Regions from separate parts of the Mus musculus genome. Here region 2 is linked to region 1. The links are chromatin loops, found by intact Hi-C in ENCODE. Cell type or tissue: left cerebral cortex. All regions are shown on one strand. Links, peaks and the distances in the headings refer to the core of each region. The heading gives the core; the rest is flanking DNA.

The links. A loop is a pair of places that touch in the nucleus more often than their neighbours do. Peaks named below come from ENCODE experiments on the same cell type or tissue, not always from the same donor. Only the 100,000 strongest peaks of a DNase experiment are listed, where the experiment ranks them.
Region 2: a loop joins it to region 1, with 2.3 times the contacts of the local background. A loop is called at or near these places in 2 of 42 quality-filtered maps.

The regions. Positions count from the first base shown.
Region 1 is chr9:107,156,824-107,172,169 of GRCm38, reverse strand. It overlaps Dock3 (dedicator of cyto-kinesis 3), which reads left to right. Exons shown (of 53, transcript NM_153413.2): 3 at 12,715-12,755. Gm23595 (a small nucleolar RNA gene) reads right to left here and starts at 7,193; the gene lies at 7,064-7,193. In left cerebral cortex, for the core only: a CTCF peak has its summit at 7,150 (motif pointing left); DNase peaks (open chromatin) are centred at 4,545, 7,102 and 9,845.
Region 2 is chr9:107,224,089-107,239,434 of GRCm38, reverse strand. It overlaps Dock3 (dedicator of cyto-kinesis 3), which reads left to right and starts at 7,526. Exons shown (of 53, transcript NM_153413.2): 1 at 7,526-7,963. The coding sequence starts at 7,927. In left cerebral cortex, for the core only: CTCF peaks have their summits at 8,132 (motif pointing right) and 9,114; DNase peaks (open chromatin) are centred at 7,532 and 8,121; H3K4me3 peaks cover 2,808 bases; H3K27ac peaks cover 1,906 bases.

The sequences.
Region 1 (15,346 bases), core at 2,944-10,943:
TATCCATATTGTTTATGTCTGTTCATTGTGTAAAATGGATGTATACTTTTTTCAGGGAAGAATGTCTGGGAAGAGAAGCTTGTTGACTAAATTCTCAGGTCCTCTAGGTACCTCATTAGCATGGAGAACTCTGTTTCGGGCCTACATGACCACAGGTGACATATCCTTATGTAAGGAGTGTGGCAGTGTTTCAGACTAGGAATCTGGCAGGGGGTGGGAAGTTGCCTAAGTCTCAGGTGTGTGCCCATCAAGTCTCTGGATCTTAACCTGCTCTGCAATACCAAGCTTCCTGGCATGGTTTTATCATCCCACAGTTATAACTACTAATGTTATAAGAAGATGATACAAGAGAACAATGGGTAGATACTGTTTTCATTAGGTTCCACTGCACTTGGTGGGTAAATATTCCCTGCTACTTACTGGTGGCATATGGATAAAGTTTATAGCTTTTCAATAAAAAGAAAAGGTACTTATAGCTCTAAAACTTTGGTTTTATTAATATAGGAAATTATTTCATGTTCAGAAATCATGGAATTTGAAGTGAAAGTATTTCAAGTACATTTGTATAATATATCTCTAAACATTTAAACTTATGTCTTTGAAAAAAATCTGTTCTAGCAAATTAAGTTTAACGTGTAAAAGCAATTAAATTTAATCATAGTTTTCATATTTCTCTATATATTCTACACAATACTAGAAGCATTACTGCATATGTGTTCTAGTTCAGAAAATTAAAATATAAGAAAATATGAAGTGATTTGTAGCAGCTTAAGGATGAGGATTCTTCTGTCTGCCCTTCGTATTAAACTGTTTGAAATTCATTGAATGCCTAATTTTGTAAAGGCCACTGATAGTTTTAAATACCAATCTCTTCACATCTATTTTATTATGCCATTCTATAAAAATATAAAAGCAAATGTGACTGTTTCATACCATCCTGTGTGAAGTTCATAACTTTCTGATCCTTAGTTTTCAAAATCTTAACAAAACGAGGTAAAATTGCCATCTACTAAGGTGTCACGCATGTAACAAAAGTGTGTAGGTTGCTCAGGGAATACTGAATGATTCGGAATTGTAGGATAGAGGCAGACAGACTGATCTCAGGATCTTGTTGAGCTAGACTTAATCCTATGGATTTGTAGGTAATGTCTACCCTACCACCCTTAGATTTAACAGTTCAAGGTGGCTGTGGAAGTCTGTGTATTACAGGGGAGACTAGACTGAATGAAATATGTGCAGTCCCATAGCAACTCTGCAACTTCTTTGACTTTCTTTGTCTGTCCTTGGTTGTCATGTTATAAAATCTGGTTTTATAGCAAGATGGCCAGTTCAAATGCCAAACCTGAGATGATCTTACTGTAGTTACTCATTGCTACTAGTTTTTATGTTTGCCTCAGTGTGACCATCAGCAAAATTGAGTATGGAGACAAAATAAGACTTTAAGAGATCTTAGATCTCGAGATCCATGTATAAAGTCTGTTTGGTTGATTGGAACTTGTTCTTTTCCTGGATATGTTACTTTAATTAAGTATATCTGTCAGTTTTAAGTTTATAAATAGAGGTAGTTTGAAACCATGGTTCACTGGTCAAAAGGAAATTTCACTCACTCATGTGAATTTAAGTTAGTAATAGGACATGGCTTATCATAAAAAGAAGCTTCAGTTTGAAGTTTTATGTAGGCTTGTGTTTCTTGAAGCTTGAAGATAGCTGCTGTGGGGCAGAGGAAGGATTTGATTTGTCTTGTTGTCTTGTATATATATTTGAAAGAAAATGTATTAGAGTTTCAAAATGGTGATTTCTCATGTCATGAGACTTGATGAATGGTCCTGATAGGTATGCTTTGTGTTCAGAAGTCTTAATTAGTCACTGTTGTTTTGTCTTGTATTTATATTGGATATGCCCTTGACTGCATGGAGATGATAATGAAGTGGGTCTTGTGAAAACAAGTTCTGAATATATCTTCGCAATGGATGAATAAGGGCAATGGGCATAACTTTACTAATTCTCAAATTTTCTTTCTGTAAGATAATTAAAATAGATACTTATACTGATTCTGGGCATGTGCATGAGGCTGATTATAGAGCAGTTTAGGAATGACCATTCTATGGTAGCATTATTCAAATTTGTTTAGGGTTCTCTAAAATAACTAATTTCAAAACAATAATGACTCATATGGAAAAAATTCCCAGATGAATGCATATTTAGTTATTGCTATTTATCAACTTTATAATTATAGATCATAAATGAAGATTTAAAATAGCATTAAACTGTGTGCATAAATATATAAGCTTATTCTTTTTAAGCTTTTCAGTGAAAATAATGGAAAGATAATTTTGAAAATCAGCCTTTTGAATACTTTTGGGGGTTGAATTCTGCTAAAAGTTTCTTAGATTTATGATTGATTGACTCTTTCTTGTCTGTTATTAGTTATATAATTGAAAAAGACACCAAGAATTTGAAGGCTATGCATATTTTTATTGATATACCAAGTAAGAAAATATTTTTAAAAAGGTTGTAGGTTGTTTTTGGCTTTCAAATTCACTGTTGGTTTCTTACATGGTTTTTAGAATGTGCACTCATTCTAGTCTGTCCTTTACAAGGAAACAGTTATAATTCTTTTTATTATTACTCGTGTGTTCAGGCATGTGTGCCATGTGCCTGTATGGAGGTCAGGAATCACTGCTGTGGAATTGGTTTCTTCTTTCCAGCTTTACATGGTGCTGAGGATTAAACTACGGTCACCAGGCTTGTGCAACAAATATTTTTACCTGCTAAACCGTCTTAACAGACTGAATGATTTTTTTTTCAAAAAATTTAATTAAGATTATTTTAAATTATGGGATAGAGAAGAGATTGTACTTTTTTTTTTGATGTATCTTTTGCTAGTCTTTGATCTCTCTCTACTCGGATATTAGGTTAAGGACCAGTAAGTTTGGGTTGGATTGTTTTACTTTTGTCAGTGAAAATATATGTTTGAGATACAAGCTTGGAGTGTCTTGTCAAAGAGGGAGGGTACTACCTTGAGCTCCTGTTAGTACCTTTGACCTTACTCCCTTGGTTTGCACCTGTTTTGGCTGCTAACTGTTGACTGTCACATGGCCTGGTCTTTATAGAGGCTCCATTCTTTGAGTTAACACTGCTCACATTGTTCTGCAGCTTCTCAGCCAGCAGCTTTTGTAGAGGTACTTTTTGCCTCTATGGGACAGTATGGCTTCACTTGCATTGGGTGCCTAGCAAGGTCATCTTACAATCTCCACAAAAATGTATATTTGCCAAAGCACTGTTCATCAGTGTTGAAATTATAGGTGGTAAAACTTCCAGCGCAGAATGTGGAACAAGGCTAAGTCATTACCACTTTTCATGCATGTGTTTACATGTTATGCCTTTCACATAAATTAATTTCATATTTACACCAAGATTAAGGACTTATTTTTAGGGCCAGAGAGATGGTTCAGAGGTTAAGAGAACTGGCTGCTCTTCCAGAGGTCCTGAGTTCAATTCTTAACACCCACATGATGGCTCATAACTGTCTATAATGTAATCTGATACCCTCTTCTGGTCTGCAGACATACATGCAAGCAGAACACTGTATACATAATAAATAAATCTTAAAAAATAAGAACATTTTAATACATTTTTGTTACTTGTATTTGTCTTATTTATTTGCTTGTTTAATATAACAGAATTAAATTGAAAAAAGTCAACCCTATTTATTTTTCAAGTTGATTTGAAGTGATTTAATTTATATGACGTGTTTGGTGTGACTACTGAAGATGTCATGCGCAGTTGTGAGGATAGATGTAAATCTCACAACCTCACCTACTCTCACCTAATTAACTAAGCATTGAGCAGTTATTAATGGTATTTGTCACAGTTGCAAACCATTGTGCTTCCATCTTCTCTAGCACTTGGTTATTGTTCTCAGTTTTTTCTCTTTTTGTACATTGATGACATTTATACAATTTATAATATTTTTATGGTTATTATCTTTGAAAGTCAGTCCAGGTCTTCTAAAACCTGTGGCTTGTTCCTTTCTCTTAAGCTTAACATGGTTATTTTATTTGTTTATTTTTTCTTTTGGTTTTTCGAGACAAGGTTTCTCTGTGTAGCCCTGGCTGTTCTGGAACTCACTTTGTAGACCAGGCTGGACTCGAACTCAGAAATCCGCCTGCCTCTGCCTCCCGAGTGCTGGGATCAAAGGCGTGCGCCACCATGCCCAGCTTGTTTTTAATTTTTCAAGACAGGGTTTTTCTGTGTAAACCTTGGCTGTCCTGGATCTCACTCTACAGAATAGGCTGGGTAAGAGATTAACATGGTTATTTTTATTTAAAACAGCTCCCCTAATATTTTCCTTTTTCTTTGTGAAACCAACTGCTTAAGCAGAATGTGCTGCAAATAACATTGTGGTGGTTAATCTTACCACTTAGGAGATCTCTAGGCATGGCTTTGAAGACATGTTATAGAGATGAATTTAGCTGAGGAGGGAAATTCACCAAGGCACCTTTCACAGGCTGGGGTTTGGGAATAAAAAGGGAAAGAGGAGGCAGCTAGCTGAGTGCTGCATGCCTCTTTGTTTTCGCCTTGCTTTAGAGGTAGTGTGTGACCAGATGCTCTGTGCCTGCTACAGCAGACTTTCTCTTCAAATCATGAGTTAAAATAAATCTTCCCTTAAATTTCTTTGTCAGGTATTCTGTCATAGTACAATAAAAGCAACCTTACACTCTTAAATTTTAAAAACTCTGGTATAAAAGAGACACTACTATTTATAGGTGAGAAATTGAGTTTGATGTCATACCTTAATTTTTAATTACATTTGATTATATATGACATTTAAATTATTTATTATTGTATGTCTGTGTGTGTGCCCTCATACATATGTGCAGTATTTGTTTATGGGAACATGTGCCACAGCATGTTTAGAGAGGTTAGAGGACAACTTTGTGAAGTCAGTTTTCTCCATCCACTTTTGTATAATGTTCAAAATCAGATTTCTATGCTTGCAGACAAGCATTTCTACCCACTGAACCATCCTGTAGGTGGTGGCAGCAGTGGCTACTTTGGTTGCAGCTGCTGCCACCACCGTTGTCTCCTCCTCCTCTTCCTTCTTCCTTTAAAACTTTTTATTGGTTCTTTGTGAATTTCACATCATGCACCCCAAACCCACTCATCTCTACCTCTCCTCATACCTGCCTTTCACTCTTGTAACCTCCTGTTTAGCAGAGAAAACGAACAAACAAAACTTGGTTTGGAAGCTGTAGTGTGTCATAGTGTGTCATATAGTGTTACCTTTTGTCTACACTTCTTTGCTTGCAAATGTTCGTTGCAATGAATTGGTGGTCTGGCATAAGGAATGCCTCTGGCTTCTGCTACTCTATTGATAATGGAACCTCAGTGGGACTCCTCTTGTTTATCCATTGTTGCCCTGTGTCTTGGGAGATCCTGTAGCTTTAGATTTGTAGGACTGACCTCTTCATATACACTAGCAGTTCATAGATGGGGCAGATGTTGGGGTTGGTCAATTCAAAACCCTGGATCTGAGAGGTTTCTGAACTAGTTAGCCTGTAGTCTCTCCCTCTCTCATGCCCTTGGGGATGGCTCATCACAGTCCCTGCTACCAGGGCCAGCTCTACTCTGTTGCCCAGGTGAGGTGCAGGGCCTGTTCTCCCTAGTGTTGCCATTGTTGAGGGACGTGACCAGTTCTTCCACTCTCATGACCCCAGGGCCAGCTCTCCTGACTGCTATAGGTGGTGAGGGGTGAGGGAGAGGAGGAATGTGTCTCTCCTTTTTTCATACCACCCAGCTGGCTCTCCTGCAACCTCTACCCCTACGTCCACCTCTACTGTACTGCCCCGGCAAGCCTGCTCTCCTGACTGCTGCAGCAGGTGAGGTGCAGGACCATCTTTCCCACTCTAATGATCAAGGGAATCAGCATTCCTGTTTGCCGAAGGTGGCAAGGGGTGTGTGTGTGTGTGTGTGTGTGTGTGTGTGTGTGTGTGTGTGTATCATCTCTCCCTCTTTAACCCATGGCTGATAGGTAGGACAGTTCTCCCACACTCAAGCCCTTGAGGCAAAGCTCTCCCCACCCCCCATGCCACCAGGGTCAGCTCTGCTGTCAACCCAGGCGAGGTGTGCAGGGCCCACCATCCTGAGTGCTACAGCTGGTGAGTGGCAGAGACAGATCTCCTGCTCTCACAACTTCAGGGCCAGGCCTCCTGCTTGCCTCAGGTGTTGAGGGTGGAGGAAGGAGAAGGATATCTCTTGTCTATGCCACCACACAGTGAATGAGTGGGAGGGCCGGGTCCCCCGTGCTCATGTCTTTGAGGGCCTGGCTAGGCTTCCAATCAACTACCGCTCTGTGGAGTACTACAGTTGGCTAGGGGTAGAGTCAGCTCTCATGCCTCCAGGGCCAGCTCTCCCATGATGCCCAGCTGAGGGGTGGGCCAGTTCTATATAGCCCTTAAATAGCAACAAGCCCACCCCTAACTGGGGCAGCACAGGCCAAAACCTCACCATGATCCCAGGTGGCATCACTGGCTACTCTTCTTAGGCTGTTCCTCATTACTCTTAGTCTCTAGTTCTGCCTTTCTTTACTGTGCTTACATCCTTCTGTTTCAGTTTCTCTTCCATTCTCCACCACTTAATTGCTCCTTTAAGAGGTTTCTGGGGTCTCTGAGTGTCTGGGGTTATCTCAGGAGTGCTATGCCCCACTCATGCATTATGATGCTGGGCAGGGGTCATCTCAGGCATGGTTTGCTCCCCCAGGACTGCCGGTTGTCTCAGGCCAGCTCCCTGTTCAAGTCCAATAGCACTTGTCTGGTGGTCATCTTGGGCTTGCTCTTCACCTGGTCTGCTCAAGTGGTTCCATGGGAGAGTCATCTGTCTCAGGCTCACTCCTGCCCTGGACCCTCAGTCCCAGGAGGGGGTTCTTTTAGTCTCAGGCTTGCTCTTGGTCCTAGGAGTCTTCCAGGGCTTGGGCAGTGTGGGATTGGTGATTGCCTCAGGCTAGCTCCCTGTCTGAGTCCCCGTTGGACTGGTGATTATCTTAGGCTTGCTTTTTTCAGAGAGTGTGAGGCTACTAATCATTCAGATGTTCCTAGGTCAGAACACTGAGCTTAGAGTAACCTCTCTCCTCTCTGCCACCTACTGACTCACACGGAACACAGCAGCCACAGCTGCAAGCTTCTAGAGGCAGCTGAATGGATTTTTTTTTAATTGTTTTATTTATTTACATTCCAAATGTTGCCTCCTTTCCTGGTCCCCCCTCCAAGAGTTCTTCACTCGATCCCCCCCCCTTTAAATTTACTTTGTGTAGCTCTTTGCTAGGGTCTTTTCAGCATAAAATGTTTTATGTATTTCTTGTGTCAGTGAAGGAGTTGTAATTGTAAGACATTTTTGTAAACCTGGTTAAGAGGACACTCACTTTGCCTTTTCAGGAAAAATTCACCCCTCAATAATAAACAGTGTAGATTAAGAACATTTCTTTTTCCTTTTAGCCTAGTCTGAGCTTGGGATACCAAACAAAAGAGACATTTCAGTTTATTTTAGTCTCTCCTATCTCCTAATTTACTTTTTGTATCTTGGTTTTGGCTGAGTTTCTTTTTAAGTCTTGATCAAAAAGACAACAACAGATGGGTAGCTTTAGATAGTATTTTGTGTGAAGATTAGTTACAAGTAAAATTTAGTTGAAACATTAGAATTGTGAGAGATTTCAGTGGTGACAAGGGGTCTATGGGACTGCAGGTGGCTTAGTCAATAAAGCACTTGCCGTACAAGCACAAAGACCTGCGTTGGGATCTCCAGCCCCTATACATACAAACTTGAGGTCAGGATTACATGCCTCTAATCCTATCATTGGTGAGGCAGAGACAGGTAGAACAATGTAGCTCACTGACCAGCCTCTTTAGATGAGTTGATGAGCCCTAGGTTCAGTGAGAGACCCTGTCTCAAAAAATAAAATGGAGAGTGTTTGAGGAAGACATCCAGTGTCCACGTGCACATGCATGGCATATGTGCACACACAGACCATACGCACAAATAAGGGGTCATGGTTAAAGTCACTCATGAATAGTGTAGGCTTTAATCAATAATTGTGGACACGTTTTATAGGGAAGGAATCTTTCCTGTTTAATCTTGGGAGAGTCATTTGCTTTCCATGGAAGTAAATGGAAGCTCTTCATAGTCACCCCCTGTTTTCAGGTCTAGTGATTGTCATTTTGTTGTAAGGATAAACCTCTTTGACAGTGTATTTATCAACATCTTGTTGGTGAGGATAGAAGTATAGCTGCTAATTCATGTATAGATTTGAACCCATTTTTTTATTTTATGTCTTAACTTTTCCAAAAAGGGACTTTATATAGATCTTTGAAAGTGTGTGTTTTTGGTCTCTTAGAAATTACACTATTTATATTAAGCAATTCTGACTTAACCTATTTCACAAGCCTAGTCTTTCCTGGAGAAATTTATAGCAGTAAAAGGCAAACATAGAATCTTAGTGTTTCCTATTCCTGTCAACTGCCTCTTCTTCCATTTTTTTTTTAGTCACTGTGTATGAGAGACAGTGTAAAGACATTATACATATATTAGTTTAGACTGACCGACAGACTTGTCTTACGGATTTTATTATCTCATATCTTGCAGATTCATTCAGGTTTTTCAGCTACTATATATTTTCATGCCTAATGCAGTTTAGCCACTCTTTAGCTACTGGTCTCAGCTAGAAAAGAATAAAACCCAGTCTGAATTTTCATCAAGAAGAATAAGGAATTATGAAAAAGATAAAAGAACATTTAGTGACTCAATATGGGGAAAGAGAAGTAAAGTTATGACTTGTATATAGTTTTTCTAAAAGGAGGGGATAAAAACCTACACCACCACCATCACAACAACAACAACAACAACAACAACAACAACAACAAAACCAGTAATCAACAAACACTGATCATGATAATTCTGAACATTAGTGGCCTCAATTCCCCAGTAAAAAGACACAGACTAATAGAATGGATTCAAAACCTAGGAACTATCCTTCTTCTATATCCAAGAAACATACCTTAATAAATATAGATAGCACCTCAGGGTAATAGGATGGATAAAGATATTCCAAGCAAATAGACCCAAGGAGCTAGCTGGTGTAGCCATTTTAATATCTGACAAAATAGACTTCAGATCAAAACTACTCAAAAGAGATAGAGACTCATTAAAGGAAAAAAAACCTACCAAAAGGACATTGCAGTTCTTTTTTTTTTTTTTTCACATTGCAGTTCTTAACATCTATGCACCAAACACAAGGGCACCCATGTTTATAAAAGAAACAAAACACTACACAGTTAAATCACATATTGACCCCCACACAGTGATAGTAGGTTGTAACTTTAATTTTTTCAAAGGCTTCTTTTAATAATGGTTCTTTAATGCTTTAACTTCTCTTGTAGCCCACCACCCACCAGAGGTAGTGGGAAAAAAAGGATGGGTGGTGATGGTGGGGGAGTGAACCAGTTTAGAAAGGTTCTTTGGAGCAATTCCTATCTGTGTTGTCTGGAAATCAGCAGTTCAGTTCACAGGTTAGCAGTGGCAGCTTGATCCACTCACAAACACCTCATGGATACACTAGCAGTCCATTTAGGTAGAGTTGGTTTAACAAACACAATCAGCAGCAGTGCTAGCAGCTAGCTACCTAGCAGTGAGAGACACCCAGGCTCAGCCTCAGCACGAGTCAGCAGGAGGGACCAGGGCCAACAGGAACGCCAGGAGAAGTTCTCAGCTGTGCTTCTCTCAACTAAGTGAAGATCAGTGAAGACTTGAGACCAACAAGCATAGCACAGCTAGCTCTATAAGCAAGCCAAGCTCAGCCTCTGTCATTTCCTCAAGTCCTAATTATACCTTCCAAATATCACGCGTCCTCCATGTGTCTTGCCTCAGCATGTGCATCAGGCTTAGCTGACATCACTCTGCCAGTCAGCCCCAGTCCACAGAAGCGACAAGAAACTGTAGCATACCACCAGAAGTTTTTTGGTGTTGTTTCTTTCTATGGAGCTCAACTATGCAATGTAAGGCAGACTAATACGTGTGTGTCAGTAGACAAGAATCCTTCATCATGTGTACTTTAACGTTCTTGCTTTAGCATAACGTCCTTTCACCTGTGTCTACTTCAGGACAAAACTCCTTCACGTCTTTGCCCAGCAAAACATCATCCAACACAACCAAAGAACCCTTAAGTTTCTACTTCAGTGGGTGACTTCAAAACCCCATTCTTACCATAGAGACATGCTATTTAGACAAAACTTAGAGAAATGCTGGCACTAACTGATGTTTATAAACCAAATGAACCTAACAGATATTTATGGAAAATTTCACCCAAACACACAAGAATATGCCTTCTTTTCAGCAGCTCATGGAACTTTCTCCAAAATTGACCACATACTTGATCACCAGCAAGTCTCAATAGATAAAGAAAATTGAAGGGCTAGAGAGATGGCTCAGCGGTTAAGAGCACTGACTGCTCTTCTGAAGGTCCTGAGTTCAAATCCCAGCAACCAACCACATAGTGGCTCACAACCACCTGTAGTGAGATCTGGCACCCTCTTCTAGTGTGTCTGAAGACAGCTGCAGGGTACTTAGATATAATAATAAAGCTTTTAAAAATTAATTTAAAAAAACTAAGAAAATTGAAATAATACCCCATATCCTATCTGACCACCATGAGCTAAAGCTGGATATCAGCAGCAGCAGTCACACAGAAAGGTTACACATGGAAACTGAACAACTCATTACTGAATGACAAATGTGTCAGGACAGAATTTAAGAGAGAAATTACTTTCTAGAGTTGAATGAAAATTAATATACACTATTCCCAAACTTATGGGACACAATGAAAACTCATCTAAGAGGAAAGTTCATAGCAATAGGTGTCTATATAAAAAGTTGGAGGGATCTCATGCTAGTAACTTAACAGCACACTCAAAAGCTCTAGGACAAAAAGAAGGAGTCACACCCCAAAGAATAGATGGCAAGAAATAATCAGACTCAGGGCTAAAATCAATAAAATAGAAACACATACATGCATAGTACAACAATAATATGAAGAATCAATGAAACAAAAGAGTTCAGTAAGATTGTCAGATCCTTAGCCAAATTAGCTAAAAGGTGGAAAGAGAAGATGTGCCCTGTCATCATTGCCACAGCACATTTTGCAAGCAGGACAGATTGCAGGTCCAAGGTTTTGGGGTCTCTGCCTGAGTTGGGGCTTGGGACACAGTGACAAGAAGAGGGTTGGGTTGGGTTAGAGTGGGGGGGCATTGAGAAAGTGTCTATGATTGGGCTGCCTACCTGACTTATGGTGGCTGTTAGTGTAGCCTCTGGTGGAGAGTGGGAGGCTGTGTGTCTCTGCCCCATTTGGGGGCTGGACTCTGTCTTGTCTCTGTCTCTCATTCATTCATTCATATATATATATATATATATATATATATATATATATATATATATATATTTGCAAGTTGTTCTAACACCATTTGCTGAAAACATCTTTTTCCTATTGTGTTGCCACTGTTACTTTGTCAAGGGTCAGTTGAAGTGTGTGTGTGTATGTTTATGGATGCCATCTTTTGTTCTATAGACTGGTTGCCTGTTTTTTCCCCAATACCCAACAGCTTAGAATACTGTAGCTTTGATGCATTTTCATGGCTTCATTCATTCATTCTTTCTTTCTCAAGGGTTTTAGAGACCCTCATTCTGCTATGTGTTGTCTCTTAATATATTCATGGTAAATATAGTAAGGGTATCATTTAAAAATGATGAATGGTTGGGCGTGGTGTCACACGCCTTTAATCCCAGCACTTGGGAGGCAGAGGCAGGCAGATTTCTGAGTTCGAGGCCAGCCTGGTCTACAGAGTGAGTTCCAGGACAGCCAGGGCTACACAGAGAAACCCTGTCTCGAAAAACCAAAAGAAAAGAAAAAAAAAGATGAATGAAGAAATTGAGACTCAGTTTGTGAAATTAGTTATTGTAATTTATTGTCATCGCTGCTGTTACTAAAAGAAGCAGATTTTCTATTCTTTTGTAGTGTGTTGTTTTCATGTGAGAAAATTAGATTTTTTTCCTCCTTTCATAGCATTGTTATGAGATTTGAAGATTAGAATGTGGAAAATTCCCTAAATCCCAATATGTAACATTAGTAACAAAAGTTCTTAGTTAAAATTAGCTGTTACGTACACTCTCCATTTTTATTTTCCTTTTTGTAAGTGCTTTTCTTGGTTTATACTCTTACATGCTGTTTCCTCTCAAACTACTGCAAAACTCAGAAAGCAATAGATTAGAATTGAAAAGGTTGCCAATAAGATTTCCCTTGCCTGAAAATTATACTTCTCTGTGTAATTGAAACTTTTATTATTATTGCTGTATATGAATGCTCTTTAATAGTAGGGATACGAATGTTAGCAACTAAACGGAAACAATAACAACAAACGAACAAGGAAATAGTATAGTATGCTGCATTGGAGAGTGAGTCAGGAAACAGTCTTGGCTATATTTCCTATCTACCATATAAAAAAATGAATAAAAATAAAAAAACCTCTTCTTTAGGAGTAAGCTGTTAGCAAAGTTATGGATCCTAATGAAGCCAAAATATATTATGGAAAATTTCACAATCTCCTGCTTTTAAAAATTACAGTTATGTCTCTTACAGAATGACCATAATGTTATTTTAATATCATTTTTTAGGTTGGTACAGAGGAGTTTCAACAAAGAAGCCTAATGTAAAGGTAATGGAAACTTCATCATTGTGTTCCTTAATGGATAAGATTTGTATCATGTGTTATTAACAGTCAGTAGCAGCTGTTTCCAGTTTATCTTTAATCCTTTATAGTAGCTACAGTCACATTTATGGCAGACTTGTTTAAGTCTTATAATGCTCAGGCAATATTAAAAATGATTTTTCAGAGGCCACAGAAAATGCTAATGTGATTTTAGCTGTATGCTTGTCTTGAAGAAGCCTATGTATACCTTTAAGTAATTTTCTTCAAGACTTGACAAAAACTAAAATGACTTATTTATAGTTTTAGTGTTGTGGAACCACATGTCTAGTTAGATGAATTTATTGCTAAGATGCAAAGTGGGAAAAATAATGCTCAACTAGGCATTTCTTTATTGATAATTAATAATTTTGTTAAGATGTGAACTTAAATAAGACTGCATAGAATATTGATATTATATACTGGATTTTATGTTTTGAGTCCATTATAATAATAACTTATAAAATGTTATATATTTCTATTAGCAATTATAACTAGAATCATTTTTACTAAACCATTTTTAAAAGAATTATTTATTTATTTATTTATTTATTTATTTATTTTATTTTATGTGTATGAGTGCATAATAGCTGTCTTCAGACACACCTGAAAAGGGCATCAGATCTCATTATAGATGGTTGTGAGCCACCATGTAGTTGCTGGGAATTGAATTCAGGACCTCTGAAAGAGCAGTCAGTGCTCTTAACTGCTGAGCCATCTCTCCAGTCCCTTTACTAACCCATTTTATAACATTCTTTTAGCTTAGTTTTATTTTCTGGTGTTGGGGACTTAAATGGCAGGGTATTGTACATGCTGGACAAGTATGATACCCCTGAGCTATACCCCATCCCTACTTACTCCTTCATAATTCATATTGTTCATATTTCTTATCTTTTGGTAGCCTAATATTAAAAGTATTATTCTTTTTCTTATATTGAAAAATATAAGCATTATATAATTATTTCATTAAAAACTTAATAAAGTTTTAGGCATTAGTTTACCAGTGGAATCATTCATTTTTACTACTTTTTAAGGTAGTAAACAAAACAGTACCTTCAAATTTTAATTCAGCACTGCTAGGCCTTTTCATTGTTGGCATAACATTTTGGGCTGTGCATTGGATATGAGAAACTATGTGTGTGATACAATGTTTAGTATCACATATGGCCTCTATCCACTAGAAATTTTATCACCACCACCCCCATGTGTCTAGCCCTCTGCCATGTTGAAAGGTTGAAAAGGGATACAAGATATTAGCAATGTCTGTAATAGAGAACTACCTCTCAAAGGTAATTCATTCTCTCTCTCTCTCTCTCTCTCTCTCTCTCTTCCTTTCTTTCTCCTCCTGTTCTTCCTCCTGTTCCTCCTCCCCCTCTTCCTCCTCCTCTTCCTCCTCCTCTTCCTCCTCCTCTTCTTCTTCCTCCTCCTCTTCTTTTTTTGTTTTTCCAGACAGGGTTTCTCTGTGTAGCCCTGGCTGTCCTGGAACTCACTCTGTAGACCAGGCTGGCCTCAAACTCAGAAATCCACCTGCCTCTGCCTCCCAAGTGCTGGGATAAAAGGCATGCGCCACCACTGCCCGACTCTCTGTGTATTTCTAAACTTGCAATACTACAGGTTTTACTTTTCTCTCAAGAATGCTTATATGAGAATAGTTTCTACATTTATTTTGAGAATTTTGATTAAATTGTGCCAAAGTTAGAAATTGGATAAATGTGAATCTTAAATATCAGTGGAAAGCAATAATATGTGATATTACATGTTTTTATTTGTGCTTATTATTTGTGAACTTTGAAACCCCTTTTCCTGGCTTCCAGTACTAGTACTTAGTGATTACTTTGCAGCTGAATAATACCTTTAAAATGTTAAGTACACTTTCCCCAACTGTGTGCATTTGTATAGAATCCAGAGGATCACCAACCTTGGGTTTGTTTCTTAGCTACTGTCCACCCTTTATTTTGTTTGTTTTGTTTTGTTTTATTTTATTTTATTTATTTATTTATTTATTTATTTATTTATTTATTTATTCATTCATTCATTCATTCATTCTTTTGAGACACTGTCTCTCACTGGCCTGGAATTCTCCACATAGGTGAACTGGCTGGCAAGAGAACCCCAGGAATTTACTTGGCTCAGCCTCTTCAGCTCTGAGAGTACAAGTGTGCCACTGTACCCTAATGTTTTTATGTGTGTTTTAATTATCAAACATGTCCTTGTATTTGCAAGGCAAGCACAATATTCCTACTGTACTTTCTCCTAGCCCTAAATGTAATCATTTTGATTATTTGTTGATTGATAATAAAGTACACCGGTTGGCGCCAGCCCCGGGCCACCTTGGGCATGAACTCGGTGGAAGGTCCCACAGTCCCCAGAGGACTCTTCATGCAGCAGGCGCCCTAGCACACCTAGGATCTTAGGATAACTGGTGAGTGGAATGCAACATCTGTTCCAAAACAACCGGGAGGGGCCTGTGCCAGCAGGAACAGGGACACAAGAAACCTGCCTGAGCAGCAGCTGGGGTTCATTCGAGTGGGTGCCAGCCCCAGGCCACCTTGGGCACCAAC
Region 2 (15,346 bases), core at 4,349-12,348, 66 kb before region 1:
TGGCCTAACTCACAATTGTGTCAAGAGCGTCCCAAGCCTTTATTGGATGCTAGTCACCCAAGGCACAGGGGAACGACATGGTTTTCATTGGTCAGGGATTCATGGACAAAGCCAGATTACCGATTCTGCTGCTCCACTGGCTGCTGCTTTCTAGAGGAATCTGAGCCCTCACAGGGCTTGGAGCCCACCTGCTAATGCCTGGATTCCAGAGCTGTGGGTGCACACACATCATTGCACCATGGAGAGTCAGAAAAAGATCTCTCTAAAAATAACCACCGAGGAATATTTAATTTGATAGCAAGACTGTGACTAATCCATGAAACAGAGAGTCTGTGTGACAAGACACAGTACAATAATGGGGCGAAATTCATGTTTGACCTTTAAGCAAGTGAAAAATGAAACATATCTATGCCTCAGCTGCCGAGGACCCTGTGGTTGTAGGGAGAGTGACTATGTGCAGGGGATTTGATGGTCATAGAGAACGGACGGCATTTATAGATCTCGAGGGTGTTGTATCATGGAAATAGAATGGGGAAATCAATACTTTGGGTGTTAAATAGAGAGAGGAGGCTAGTGCTCCGCCAAGTGCTAGTAGCTGTGGATAGCCCAGCTGAACAGGAGGGCCCAAACTAGTTCTCTCAGCCTGGCTTGGTAGGAAGACAGCTGCTACAAATTCGAGGAGACGCAGTATTTCTGGGTCGAACACAGGGGAGAGGAGTAAGATTCCAATGTTGAATGAACTTTTACCCTGTGCCATGCTCTGTGGTGAGAATTTTATCGGCATTATCTGCATCTCTGGTATTGAAGGCATTATGACTTTCACTTGCTGGAGGTAACTGGGTTCAGAGAGGTCCAATTGCTTGCCTAGGGTCACACAGCCTGAAAGTGTCCAGAGTTGAATGTGAGTCTAGTTTGGAGTCTAGAGCCTTAGCTCTATTCTTTCTTGCAAAATTACCTGAAATATGAAGCAAGGTTAGAGGTGGGCTACAGTGACTGGGGCAGGGGGCAGGAGGATGAGTGCAGGAGAGGTTTTTAGCAAGGCCATTCCCTAATGAGTTCTCAGAGCATCCTGGCACAGCACGTTGGTAGACCGATATTACTTCTCTGATTGTTTTATAATTCATGACTGTGCATAATAAATTCTGATCCGTCGCCCTCAATGCTAATTGAAGAATCCTCTCGATTTCTCTAGTTTCTTTTCTTTAGTGGCAACAGGGTGAATACTGTTTCTGTTGCTCTCTGGGTCAGGACCTTGCATTTTCTAAGCACATATTCAAGATCTATTATCATGTAACAGTCTTTCAACTTTGCATTTTTTTGTTTGTTTGTTTCTTTGTTTGTTTCCACTCTCTAAAGAATGTTTCTCAAGGAAAGAATTAGCAATGGTCTCTGGCTTTCAGGCTCAGTTGTTTCCTAGTATGCTCAGTGATTCTTTCCACAGACCCTTAGCACACGCAGAGTTGTAGGAAGACAAATGGCTAACTCTGCAACTGAAGCCGTGAGTCCCTGGACTCTTCTGCAGCTCTGTAGATGAGGCTGTGTAGGAAGGTATGCTGCCCTTTCCTTCTGAGCCTGGGAAATGAGAGCTGGAGACTGTGCAGGTGGGCTCGCTCGAGGATAAAGGAGGGATTGGCTCGGGGAAGAGAGAGAAACCTGGGTGAAGGGAGGCCCTAGGTGATTTTATAGTTAGTCTTTCTTGGGTGCTCAGAAAATTAGGAACTGTGCAAAGTAAGCTCTGTGCTCAGTACTCAAATGGATGGGCCCATTCCTAGACTCTTCCTGAATGCAATCAGGACTTCTAAAAGGGTCCTGTCTTACTCATATGTCTCAGGAGGGCTTGTTAGGGCCTGACAATGGCTAAAACACAACGTCACAAGACCCCCCAGGGTCCTAAGATCCGGCTCCACCTCTTATTCCAGACATATCTGTTCCCACTCTCCACTTGCCTGCTTTCAGATCACATCCTAGGTACATTAAGCAATTTTTTTTTATTAGACCCACCTCCCTGGTGCTCCTTCTGTCTAGAATGCTTTCTCTTTTATTTGGCTGATCCTTGTGCTTCATTAGGCTCCAATTTAAATACCATTCCTCCAGGAAGTCTTCCCTGACTTGCAAAGTTCATCAGGTCCCTGACTGATGCGCCTTCCTTCCTACATTAGTTTTATGTTTCTGATTAGAGATTTGCTTATGGGATAACTGGTTTAATTTCTCTTTCCCATGAAAGATCATAAACCATATGATGAAAAAGACCATGAACATCTTCTGTCTCAACCCTCACCCATAATAGGTTCTCAATACATTTTTAGTGAAGGAATGCTGCAAAAATTTCACATCCAATGTGAAAAGTCAAGGAACCCAAGTTCCCTTCTTAGTCCTAGTTTCATAGCAATTCAGATGCTGGGTAGATAGGGCTGTACCAAGCAAAGAGGCTTTGTTTTGCACTTCAGTGAGTTGGTGAATGCATTGCAATTGGTTGCTTTTTATGTATAGAGAAATTACCTCTGTCCTGATTTGCAATATCTGTGCTATTTTGGGCTGTTTTTCTCTTTTGGGTCTATTTGTATTAGAGCAATAATTTTACCATTTGGCTACACAGAGGCTCAATTAATATTACAGATATGGTCCCATAAAATTCACTGCTTGACATTAGAACGTTTTGTTGATAATTACTCTCCAAGGTTTTTAATTTCAATCCCTCCTTGGTGACTTAGTATAGAAATTCAAGGGCAAAGTTATTTCCCCCAAGAGGAAGGAGAACTAAGCAATGCCAAGTTTCTATCTGTTTGCCCTTCCTTCTGGGGGTATCTCACTTTGTAGTCTCTTTCTGCTCATTTCTTTATCCACAAAACAATAAGCAAATGAAGGCTTTATTGAAACAAAGAAGATATATGTTTCTGAGATAAAATGAGAGCCTTCTTTGACTGATGTATCTATCCAATGGATAGTGATCTTTACTGAGTGCCTACTATGTGTGACATCCTCTTGTCAGGCAGTGAGGGTGAAACAGTTAAGGGCATCATGTTACTGTCTCCAAGTAGCTCAGTGTTTGGTGCGCCAAGAAGCACTCTAGATTGCCAGGCACATTTGGATGTGTCTTGGGGGTGTTCCTCACGGTGGGACCGGATAATTACAGCCCACACCGAAATGCCCTATCCACCCCTCAGGGATGAAGTCAGAAGAGCCTTGGCTCTTCCTCACTTGAAGATACCGGCTAACTGCAAAGAAGCTGAATTTTAATAATATTTTGAATGGGTTGATTAAATAGGAACAGATGGTTAAAGTTTGTCATTTTAGGAAAAATAATGAAATATTGCACTGCTTATTCTGCTTCTCTTTCACACTCTTCTCCATTCCCTCCCCACCGCATAGATCTTCATTGCAAAAAAAACTCAAGGCAAAATGCTAATGATGCTTTTTTTAGTCACTGTAGGTCTCCTTACCCAAAAGGACCCCGATTTGGGTGGCTATCTCTGTGTGGCTGGGTTAGCCCTTTGTTCCTGGGCTGCCTCAGAGTAAGCTTCTTACAAGGTGTCGGTTTTGGTGGGAAAATGGCTACCTTAGGTGTTTTTTTTTTTTTTTTTTCTCCATTAGGAAAACTAGCTCTGCACGTAGTTTAGCAACCAGAGGAGGCTCGCACCCTGAGGGTAGCAGCAAAGCAGAGGTTAATTGAGTCTCTCTAGTCCTTTGCTTCAGGGCTTTGTGTAGGTAAAAGCTCTGACTACAGGTTCCTCCTGGTCAAGGGAAGGCAGGGTGATGCTGCTTCTGTTGCCTGCCTTCTATTTGGGTTTGCCTCTATGCCAAACACATTTCTCTGAAGTTTTCTTACCATTCTGTTGAGACAGTGCAGCATAAGAGATCAACTGCCGGGAGGGAGAAATGAGTGCTGCTTTTCACTGCTACCAGCAGCTCTTGGGAGAATGAGCATCGTGTGCCACATACCCACAGCTTGCCGACTTCAGTAGGGAGAGCCTCCAGAATGCTCCTGGATAAACATCATCTTTGTGGCCACACATTGTTTTATGAGCTGAGTCATCAGGCTGGCTGGCTCCTTAAATGCTGCTGTCTGAATCTTCAGGCAGAAGGAAATGACAAGGCGTGGAGTCCAAGCTGACAGAACTTTATAGAGGGTCAGTCTCATCTGCCAAAGGTGATGACGGATTTGCCATTAAGGAGTTTGCTCATGATGAAAGGATTATTGATCGACGGAGGGAATATGATGCTTTTCTGCATTTCTTATACATTATTTAGGAAATGTTTCATTATAGCTACTTTTAATAGCCACGAGTATTAAGGGGTTTCCTGCTGAAAATCTGATTCCTTCCTCAGTCATCAAGTTGCAATTTATCACTTAATGAGGTAAAGCCAAAAGGAAGGGTGGCAGGATGGGCCAAAACTGTTTGCAGACTTTCTTGCTTCTTAAACTGTTCTACCATGTTTATCTTTTATAAAGCTGTTCAGTAAGATGTCTCTCAATTAAAATTGATCTTCTTATAATGGGTAAATTTCTTCTGTTTAATGTGAGCTTTGTGATTGCTGGTTCTCTTTTTCAGCCTAATTTTATTATGGTTTCAGTAGATGTTTAGGGAGGGTGCTCACTGAAGAGTGTATGTGAAATTTTCATTAGGTGTCAGGTGCAATATTAGCCTCTGTGCGTGGGGTAAACTAAATGAAATCCTTGCCACTGAAGAATAAAATGCATTGCTGTCAATGTGCCAAGCAGACACACTCCATCTTTTAGAGTAAGGTGGAGGAGTAAGTGGTGGAGGGAAGAGAGGCCCTGATGGTAGAGAAAAACTTTCTTTCACGGAGGGGCAGCTGGGGAGTCTTCTTGGAGAAAGTGGTCCTGAGACAATCCTTGGAGGGTGAGAATGACCCACAAGTTCCAAGTGAGAAAGGTTTTGTGGGTTGTGGATATTGCTCACAAAAGCCCATCAGATCAAGACACGGGGGATGCCAATATTTGGAATTCAGATAGCCCTGGAGGGTTCTAGGAGAGCTTGTTAGGTGATAAGCTTAGAAATTAGATCTTGAGGGGCCGAGAATCAAATAAATTACATTGACATCAAAGGACCTGGGGTGCACAGTTCTCTTTTTGAAGTCAGATGGAGATAAGTGGAAGAGGAGTCGGTGAGGCTACTGACAAGCGGGTCTTCCTGGGGTGGTAGGAACCTGTGGAGCAGGGCAGGCTGGAAATGGGAGACAGAGGCTTCCAAAGCAAGAGCAAGAGCCCGGCTGGGTACTACTGGCAGGGATACAACAAACTGGGTAACAAGAAGGAGGAAGTCAGTGAGGATTCTGAGTTTTCAGATGCAAGCGTTGTGTGTTGGGGGTTGTCAAGTGGACTAAGAGCCCGAGGAAGGGAGGGCTTGGATCACATGCTATGGGGACATCACATGCTATGGGGACATCACATGCTATGGGGACATCACAGGTTCACAGTTCTGCTGAGGTCTGACTCTCCACAACATGCTGTGTCCTTTCGTGTTATTCCAAGAAAACGACCTAAATTTAGTGCAAACAGCTAAATCAAACGAGTCCAGACCATAACCAAATGTCTCCTTCATCCTCCTTGGCCCCCTTTCTTCTCTTGTCACTTGTTGGAATTAGTGTTCTCTGACCTCAGAGCTGAGATGGGCGGCAGTACAGTGGATTGTCTCTGTTGGGAAATGGGCACAAACGTTGGGAAAACCAGACCTTAGGCTCTGTAACCGCCATCATGTATACCAGCCAAGGGATGGAAGTAGTGGATGAAATGAGTTTCATGGGTGTTCAGAAGACCTGTGTTGCTTGGCTGTGCTGGCTGGTCAGAGCTCTCTGGAGAGAGCTTCATGGGAACATGGCTCCATTCTGTGGAACGCCCTTCATGACTACCATCGGACTGAGGTCCATGTCCCTGGAAGAACTAGCTAAATAAACCAGGGCATCTCTGTTGTCTTGCTTTTGGTTCCTGATCCCCCTTCTACTCTCATAGTGTATCTGATTATTGAGAAATTAAATTGTTCACAGAACAGACACTTTCTGGGGAGGACTGGCAGCCTTCATAGGTAGATGAAAGAGTCCATAGACCATGAGGTGGTGGCTATAGTCCAGGTGAGGATGAGGACGGTCAGGATACTTTGGAGAAGGAATTCACAAAGTCTGGCAATTATTAAGATATTTATTTTTAAATAATAAAAAAAGATGCCTATATGTAGCCCAGGCTGGCCTCCCCAGGCTGGATTCTTTTGCCTCACCTTTCACAGTGGTATAATTACAAGTGAGTGTCACTTGCATCAGAATAGTCTTATTTTAGCCCTGCTTTTCAATTAATGGCCATGAACTCACTGTTGAGTTGGGTGGAGTCTGAGAGGCCAGAAGGATGACTTTAGCCTAAAGCTTGACTGTGTGGGTCTATACGCTGACAGTCCTATGGGAGAAAGATTAGAGTTCTTGGATACAAATGGATACCTGAAATCTCAGCCAAAAGAAGAGGCTGGAGAAAATGGTGTTGGCTACTGCTCTCCCAGGAGACCTCTCTCTCTCTCTCTCTCTCTCTCTCTCTCTCTCTCTCTCTCTCCACACACACACACACACTTTAGAATAAAGCACAATAAAAATGTCACCATGTTGACTGCTGTACTAGTTTAGGCTTCCTGGATCCTGGACTAGAGATGCTGAGATGGGCTTTGAAGAATAAGACATCCAAGAGCGATAGCGAGGTATACAGTGCTGGTGACAAGAGATGTTTGGATATATGCTGGGTCTAAATATAGAGTCCAGAAGTTCCCAGTCTTTGCTCAGTAGTTGACAGTAGCGGGTCATAAGGTAATGTTGGTAGCTATCAGAGCGAATGAATTCTTAGGAGATGGAGGAATAAAGTTCTAGGAGGGAGTCAGACCTCAGGATGGCTGGAGGTGAAGACCTATGTCCCGCAGAGGCGGTGGCATAGGTCTGGGGTACACAACTAGATATAATTGGGAAAGGAAAGACTTCTTGAACATGAAGGCCGCTAAGCTTGTTCAGGCCACACACACACACCACAGCAGCCAAGTCAACAAAAGAACTCAGGAGGTGTTAGAAGCCTTGGCCTATATGCGGCATCCTAGGAGCCCAAGAACCCCCTGCACATCACTCAGTTCCTTTGAAGCGATGATCCCATTCTGCCAGCTTCTCCCTCCCGTTACTCCCTGAGCCCCGGGATGGCAGAAGAGGACCTTTCAGAGGATGTGGCTGTGATAGCAATGTGACAACGACATGAGTTTAATAACGATGTCCCCATTTTTACTGGTTCTCCTCTCTCTGACAAGAGGTGGAGCGGCCATCTCAGTACGCCTGGCATGAGACACCGTGGCCTTCCTCACGCAGGACCACGACCCCGTTCTGCGGTAGCTGCAGCCAAAGGCTCTGTTGGGGGGGGGGCGGAGGGAGTTGGCCTCCCGGGCCGGGCTATCCAATCCCTTCTCGCAGATTTCCCTCCGCTGGCCCGCAGCGGCGTCTCGTGGATTCGCGCGCGGGCTCGGGCGGGCGGCGCGAGCCCGGGTATTGCGAGCCCCCGCGCGCCAGGGAGCGGCGCATGCGCGGGCGTCCCGCGAGCCCGCTGAGGCGATCCGAGCCGCGGCGGCGCCGGGAAGCCAGCGACGGAGCTGTGAGGGACCGAACGGCGGCGCGGGGACGGTGGAGACGGACAGGTGGTGAGCCCTCGCCCGCGTCGCCAGGGGCTCCTCGGCCGCCCGTGGAGTCTCGCGGTCGGTCAGGACGTGGCATCCGGCGGTGGCGGTGGCATCCCGGACGGCCTGTGAGGGATGCGCCGCCTACTGCCCCGCGCCGCCTGACCGCCCCCGCCTTGCCTCGCGGTGCGCCACAGCCGGGCCCGCGGCCGCCCCTGCGGCCGTCCCCTGCGAGCTGTCACCCAGCCGCCGCGCCCGCGGGGCTGCGCCCGGCCCGGCCATGTGGACCCCCACGGAGGAGGAGAAATACGGCGTAGGTAGGTGAGGCTGGGGCCTGGCAGCGGCGGGGGCTCGGGGGCACGTGCCCAAGTCCCGGGCCCCGCCTCGATTGCTGCTGCCCCGGCTCCTCCGCCCCTGCCCGCACACTGTGCGGCCTCGGCGCGGGGCGGGTGCGGTACCAGCGCGGGGATGGGCCCGGGGCTCTGGGTGCGGGAGGGCGGCAGGGGGCGCTGGCGGTGCGGCCTCAGCAGGTGCGGCGGGCGGGCGGGCGGGCGGGCGAGCGGGAGGGGCCGCAAGGCCGGGGCAGTTGCGGGAGGTTTGTGATGTGAGGCGCTGGACAGTTTACCCAGGAAGATGCATCTTCAGCAGTCAAAACCTTGATTTTAGTGAATTTCTGCACCAAGGTTGATGAGCCCGATGGTTGTTTATTTTCCGATTGGAAGCTTACAAAAAAGGATGCAAAACGTTGACCTCATTCGCTCAGTCTAAAATGATGCAGATCTTTATTTTGCTTTAAGGGTTAGAAATAGTTCCTCTACTACTGTGGGAATTGTTTTGGACATACATCATTGTTAAAGTTTAGTGCATTTTGCTGACATTTTTTAAAAAAACAAATCTGTTTTCAAATGAGAACGATACTCCTTAGTTTCTTCTTAAACTGTTAGGTGAAACTCCCGAAGGTTAACGATTTCTTTTAATATTCCATTTCTTTAAAAAAAAATTCAGTTTTTAAGGGACTGAGTGTTTTATCTTTACAATGTTAGTATTTCGTGGCCAGCCACTTTACATCATTGTAAATAACCTATTGGATTTGGTTACAAATATTTAAAATGTGGAGTGTGCAGGGTTTTTTGTTCTTAGCTTGTAATGGAAAATTTTAGAAAATGTATAGGAAGTATATTGCTTAAAGGCAAATTATTATTTCAATCAATGCAACAGTTCTAACAGCATTTCCTTAATAATTCATTATAAAGAAACTTTGTAAACCGCAGTGGTTTTGTAAAGTGCAATCGTTTTGTAATACCATCAGGCAAGGTATGTAAAAATACTGTTTATAGTAGAGGGGCCCTCTATCTTCTTCTGAAAACTAACATTCTAAAGTTTATAATTAGCTATGCTACAGAGGACCTGGTAAAAGACCCCAAGTTCTAGAGTCTTTTGAAAAGGAATTAGGAAATGGTGCACAGGCCAGGATTCACCCCTAGGGACTCTTTTACCTTTTCTATTTAAAGCATTCCTTGAATACTAAGTTGCTACTGTGAAATGAGGAGTTGATGGTTCTTCTGCTATCAGAACTACTTAATTAGAATAACAAACAATCAGTGTGAAAGTGGTCAGCTGTCCAGTGGTACTTGATAAATTTTTCCCTTCTGGGGAGGAACTCTCAAGTAATGCTGATAGTGGGATTCAGAGTGCTGGCTTCTTTTTTACTGGTGCTTTGGGAAAATTATGTAAATAATTTTCTTAATGTGTAAATGAGGGCTCGTGTTAACATATCTTACAGGGTTGTGAAAACCAAACAAGTACACACTAAGTAGTTTGTAAATGTTAATCTCCCCATTAATACTTAGACAGTGATGACACTATATAATGGTGTGTTAGTTCTGAGTCTGGTAATTCAAAGCAATCAGATGGAATGAGATTAGCTTTAGAAAAAATTGTCATTCCCTGCAGAGGAGCATAGGATTGCATACACCTTAGATCTTAAATGGCCTGTTGTTACTCTGACGATAGTTTCTTTGTAGCTGTGGTCTGGTATAATTTTGATGCTTTCTTTCTTTCTTTCTTTCTTTCTTTCTTTCTTTCTTTCTTTCTTTCTTTCTTTCTTTCTTTCTTTCTCCTCTTCTTCTTCTTCTTCTTCTTCTTCTTCTTCTTCTTCTTCTTCTTCTTCTTCTTCTTCTTCTTCTTCTTCTATAAAAAAGCAACTACTGGATATTTCTCTAACAGTTTTTTCCAACTGTCATTTCCTATTATGGTCTAAAAGTTTTTGTTTAAATTGCTTAAAACTCCGGACTTCCTCCCCTCCATAAACTTAGGGGCCGCACTCCTAGGTGTTTTCTAAAAATCTAATTCAATCTGTAAGATATGTTCAATATTGTACTTAATAATGATAAAAAGGCAATACAATTAATTTTTAAATTAGTTTTCCATTTGTTTGATTTCAAGCTAAGGACTAGCTTGAAAGTTTAACTATTACCACTGTTTCTATAAGAAAATGTTTTGAGTTCAGCTTTCTAAAAGTAAACATTCATGTATTTGTTGGTGTGGAGAATGGGTGTACCCATACTATGACATGCAGGTGGAGGTCATAAAACACCTTGAGGAGTTTGGGGTTTTTCCCCTTTACTGTGTGTGTTTTGGGGATTGAACTCAGGTCATCAGACTTGCTGGCAGGTGACTTAGCCCACTGAGCCATCTCACTGAATTTAACAGAGATTTAGTTTCTAAAGGTCTGTGGGTAGAGCCTGGTGTGGTTCATATCACCTTGAATTCAGGAGATCCAAGGATCAGGATTTTGAGGAGGCATCAGAAGGAGGGAAGAAAGAAAGAAAGGATGAAAGAAGGAAGGAAAGGGAAAAAAGATCTGTAGTATAGAGGAGTCTGAGGTGGGAAAGATCCACTGTCTACAATATTTGAGTCAATTCACTGGTTCCTAGAATAGCCTGAAGATAGTGGCTTCATTGGTTATTTTATGGCCCTTCAATCACAAGAGGGAAGCCCAGTTTTTGAAACCTCTGGGAGAGAACCAATACCTCTTTTTGAGGCAAATCCAGAACTTTAATTTGTTCTTAAACACAAGGATATAATCTATAATTTATAATCATTGGTTTAATATTTGCAGAGAATGTTAACATTAAAATTTTTACTTTATTTTATTTATATGTCTGTTTTTTGTGTCTGCCAAGTTTGTTCCAGTGTTCACAGAGGGCAGAAGAAGGTGTCAGAACCTCTAGAGCTGGAACTCAGGCATTTGTGAGCTGCTAGACATGGATGGGTGTGGGAATCTGAACTCCAGGTCCTTTGGAAAATAGCACATCTCTTAACTTCTGAGCCAGAAGTTTCAGGTCCAGATGTAGCATCTTTAGACACATCCTAAAGCACAATGGTCTGAAAAGAAGCCATTGAGGTTGGAAATGCCTCATATTCACACTCCGTGTCTACAGTGGTGTTGAACATTAACTTTCAATAGCTTCTGAATCTTCTGAAATTTGTATCTTTATTGTTGATAGTAAGAATGTTTAAAATTATTCCTACTGTGTAAACAGCAGTTGGTCTGCTATATTAGGGATTTATTTCCAGTGTTACGATTTTACCGTAGTGAACAAGCCTATTTATGATTGTGCTCTCAAGTCTCTTGTATACCTCCCTCCAGACAAATTATGTGTTGAGAAGCAATATTTTGTAAAGTTTTTGCACATAGTCTCTGAAGACATTTTTTAATTTTTAAAACATACATAAATACGTCACCACTTATTTTAGCAGTGGCCCAGGTACTTGTTATATTACACATTAGGATATTTTAGTGAGGATAATGACTTTGTTGGGAAATGAGTCTTTCAGAAACTTCCCGTTTTCCTGTTTGTCTACAGTGCTATAAAATCTCAACCTACTTCCACATACTATCCTCCTCTTCTCTCAGTACTCATTTATGTGTTTTTGCTAGTGAGTGAGAAACAACATTTGTGGTAAAATTACAGCATGATAAACATAGATGTAGTACTGCATCTTTACCAGTTGTGTATTTGACCTTCTCTACTCAAGTGGAGCCCATATTATTACTGCACAGCTGTAATAATAACAAGGGTATTCTCCCCCCACCCCCAAGACAGGGTTTCTCTGTATAGCCTTGGCAGTCCTGGAACTTGCTCTATAGACCAGGCTGGTCTTAAGCCTACAGAGAGAGATCTGCCTGGCTCTGTCTTCCAAGTGCTGGGATTGAAGGTGTGCACCACCAGTGCCCAGTTAGAATATTGTTATTGCTAACTAGAATTGATGACTTCATGTACATTCCTATACATCTTTGTTTTTCCCTCAATATAAATTGCTTGGATTATACCTTTCACCAGGTCAATTTAAAATTAAGAAAATATGTGTATGGGTATTCCAACTTCATATTTCTGTGTATTATGTGCATGCCTGCTGTCCAGGGAGGCCATAAGAGGATATCAGATCCCTTGGGACTGGAATTAGAGATGAATGTGAGCTGCCATGTGAGGGCAGCTAGTGCTCTTAAACCATTGAGCTATCTCCAGCTCCACTAGTGCAATTTTTGGCCTTTAACAGATCATAGAGAAAATACAGCTTAAGGTTCTATAGTTTGATCTCTAGAAAGGAGCCACATGTGGAAGGAGAGAACCAACCCCTGCAAGTTGTCCTCTGACTTTCTCACACATGTTATAGCACACATGTGCTCAGACACACTTGTGCACAGAATAAATAAGAATGTAATAAAAAATTTAAAACATATTGGTGGTAACTTACTGTTTTTTGTAACTCATAGTTAAACCAAACAACCACATACAACAACAACAACAACAAACAACAGTGTTTCCTTGTAGGTTTGAGAGAGAGAGTTTAGTGACTAAGAGTACTGGTTGCTCTTCTGGAGGACCCAGGTTTAATTTCCAGCACTCACATGGTGGCTAACAACAATCTGTAACTTACGTTCCAGGGATACTGACTTCCTCAGGCAGTTTATATGTGCATCATACTAACACACAGGCAGGCAAAAATACCCATACACATGAAATAAAAACTAAATCTGAAAAACTATAACCTTTGTTTTATTCTATATATCTATATATCTATCATTTGGTTTTTGAGAAAGGGTTTCTCTGTGGCCTTGGCTGGCCTCAAACTCACAGATCTGCTTGTCTCTACTGAGTGCTGAGATTAAAGGCATGCACCACCTACTTATTTTATAAACTGTTTGTTTGTTTGTTTTTTGAGATAGGGTTTCTCTGTATAGCCCTTGCTGTCCTGGAACTCACTCTGTAGACCAGACTGACCTCAAACTCAGAAATCCTCCCACCTCTGCCTCCCAAGTGCTGGGATTAAAGGCGTGTGCCACCACTGCCTGGCTTTTATAAACTCTTAAAAGTAGGGATTGTGCCACAGTTACCTCAATGTTCTTGAAAGGTAGAGCTCACTGTCAGGATATGGAATGGTTCATGCCTGTACTTGAGAATTAAATTGAACACTTTGTTGGTGTGGCATTATATTTGATTTTTGGTGACTTTTGAGACACTGTTCCATATTGTTCATATTGAACTTATAACCAATTTAACTCTAGGACTCACTTCATTTGAACTAAAATCAAAATAAATTCTGAGTTTATACATAATCTTAAGCAAAGATGTTAAATGTTCTTTTAAAATACTTATTTCATCTCATTTAAGTTACTGTATTTGGCTTATCAGTTCGACCTCTCAAATACTTTTGAAGCTTAAGTTTGTGATTTTACATATCTTTCCTTGATCATTTATCTATATAAGTAATAAGATTTTGTTATGCAAGTGGCTTGTCTTTTTTCAGATAGCTAATAAAAGTATTAAAAAGACAATGTTTAATTTTCAATAAATACTAGAGGGAGGTATTTAGTATATAAAATTGTATTTTTGCTGTGTTATATTTTGAATGCAAATTACCTAGATGAATATTTCATGACAGTACCATCTTTGTGAACCTGATTGTGCTTGAGATTAGGGCAGGTTCCAGATCGTGGTCTGTGGAAGAATGTCGTTACAGTGCGTGTCAAAGAAATGTTAGTATTGAAAAGAGGTTAGGCCCATTTTCATCTTCATACATAGGAGGAATTGTAATCTAAAATTTTATTGTCTTTTGTTTCTGATATTCTTTTCAAATCCCAAATTGCTATAGTTTGGACTTGGAATACTCCTGTTTCCAAGGCCTATGTGTTAAAAGATGGCCCCTAGCTTGGGCTATTGGGAAATGGTAAATGCAAGACTTTGTAAAAGTCCTCTGGCTATTGGGGCTGTATCCTTGAAAAGAATAGTGGGAATTTAGCTGCTGCTTCCTTTGTTTCTTGTTTCCTATTTTGGGTGAATTTGCTGTGCTGTGTGCTCCTGCTTCTTGAGAGTACTGGTTTCATCGGCCCAAACATGGGCTGAAAGTTTCAAGATTGTGATTAAAATAAAATCTTTTCTGTTTAGAATACATACATACATACATACATATGTATACTTTTTATTCTTTGTGAATTTCACATCATGCATCCCAATCCCACTCATCTCTCCATTTCTTCATATTCTCCTTCTGCCCTTGTAACATGCCTCCTAAAAGAAAACAAAAACAAGAACAAAATCTCACCATGGAAGCTCTGATATGTCATGATGTATCATATAGTACCCTCCTTTGCCCAAACGACTTGACTTGCAAATGCTCATTGCAGTAAATCAATGTGGCTTCTGCTACACTGTCAATACTGGATCCTCACCAGCACTCTTTTTGGATATCCTGCTGTTGTCCTGCATCATGGAGATCCTGCAGCTTTGGTTCTGCAGGATTAGCCCCTTCATGAGCTCCAGCAGTTCATGGATGGGGGAGATGTTAGGGTGGACCAACTCAAAGTCCTTGAGGTGGGGAAAGGGGTGGAGTAGCTGAGTTGGTCAGCCTACAGGCTCTCCTGTGCCTGTGCCATCAGAGTTAGCTTTCCAGCACTGCTCTGGTGAGGGACAGGGCCAGCTCACTCTAGTGCCCCAGCTGCCAAGGGGTGGGGCTAGCTCTCCCACCTGCCTCTTGCCATCTGCACTATACTGGCCTTTGGTGGTAACATGGGCCATGGACATCAACCCAGATGGGCCAGGACATCACCGTGACATCAGTGTTAAGTGCAGTGCAGGCAGTGTAGGGTACTCACATCAGGCTGTTCTTTACCACTCCTGTGTCTCCAATTCCCTCTCTTCATAGTGCATAGACTGTTATAGGATGAGGGCCTCTGTGTGTCTTCTGCCCTGCCTATGCCTAGAAGCTAATATATCTCTGATATTTGTTGATTATAATATTCCTATGTTCTTGATATACCCCTATTCAGAAAGACCTTAATTTTTCACCTTTTTGGTTTGTTCAGGTTATAATATGACTAAGATTCTATGGCTACCATTTCCTGCTTGGGGAATGCCAGCTGAACAAGCTCAGATGTCATCTCTTTGCCTTTTTACAAGCTCTTCCTGATGTAAATAAGTGCTGCTTCTGATATGTCCTTACTCATTTATAATATGCTTAGTTGCATTTCTTTGCCACAGGTGACTTAGAAGCTTTTGGACAGGGACTTTCTTTATATTTTATATTATTTATTTACATACTTACTTATTTATTCAATATTGGGGCTGTTTTTTGAAGGCAGTCTGTGAGTCTAATATGGCTTTTAGGTATGTGACATTGTGAATATGTGTTTGTGC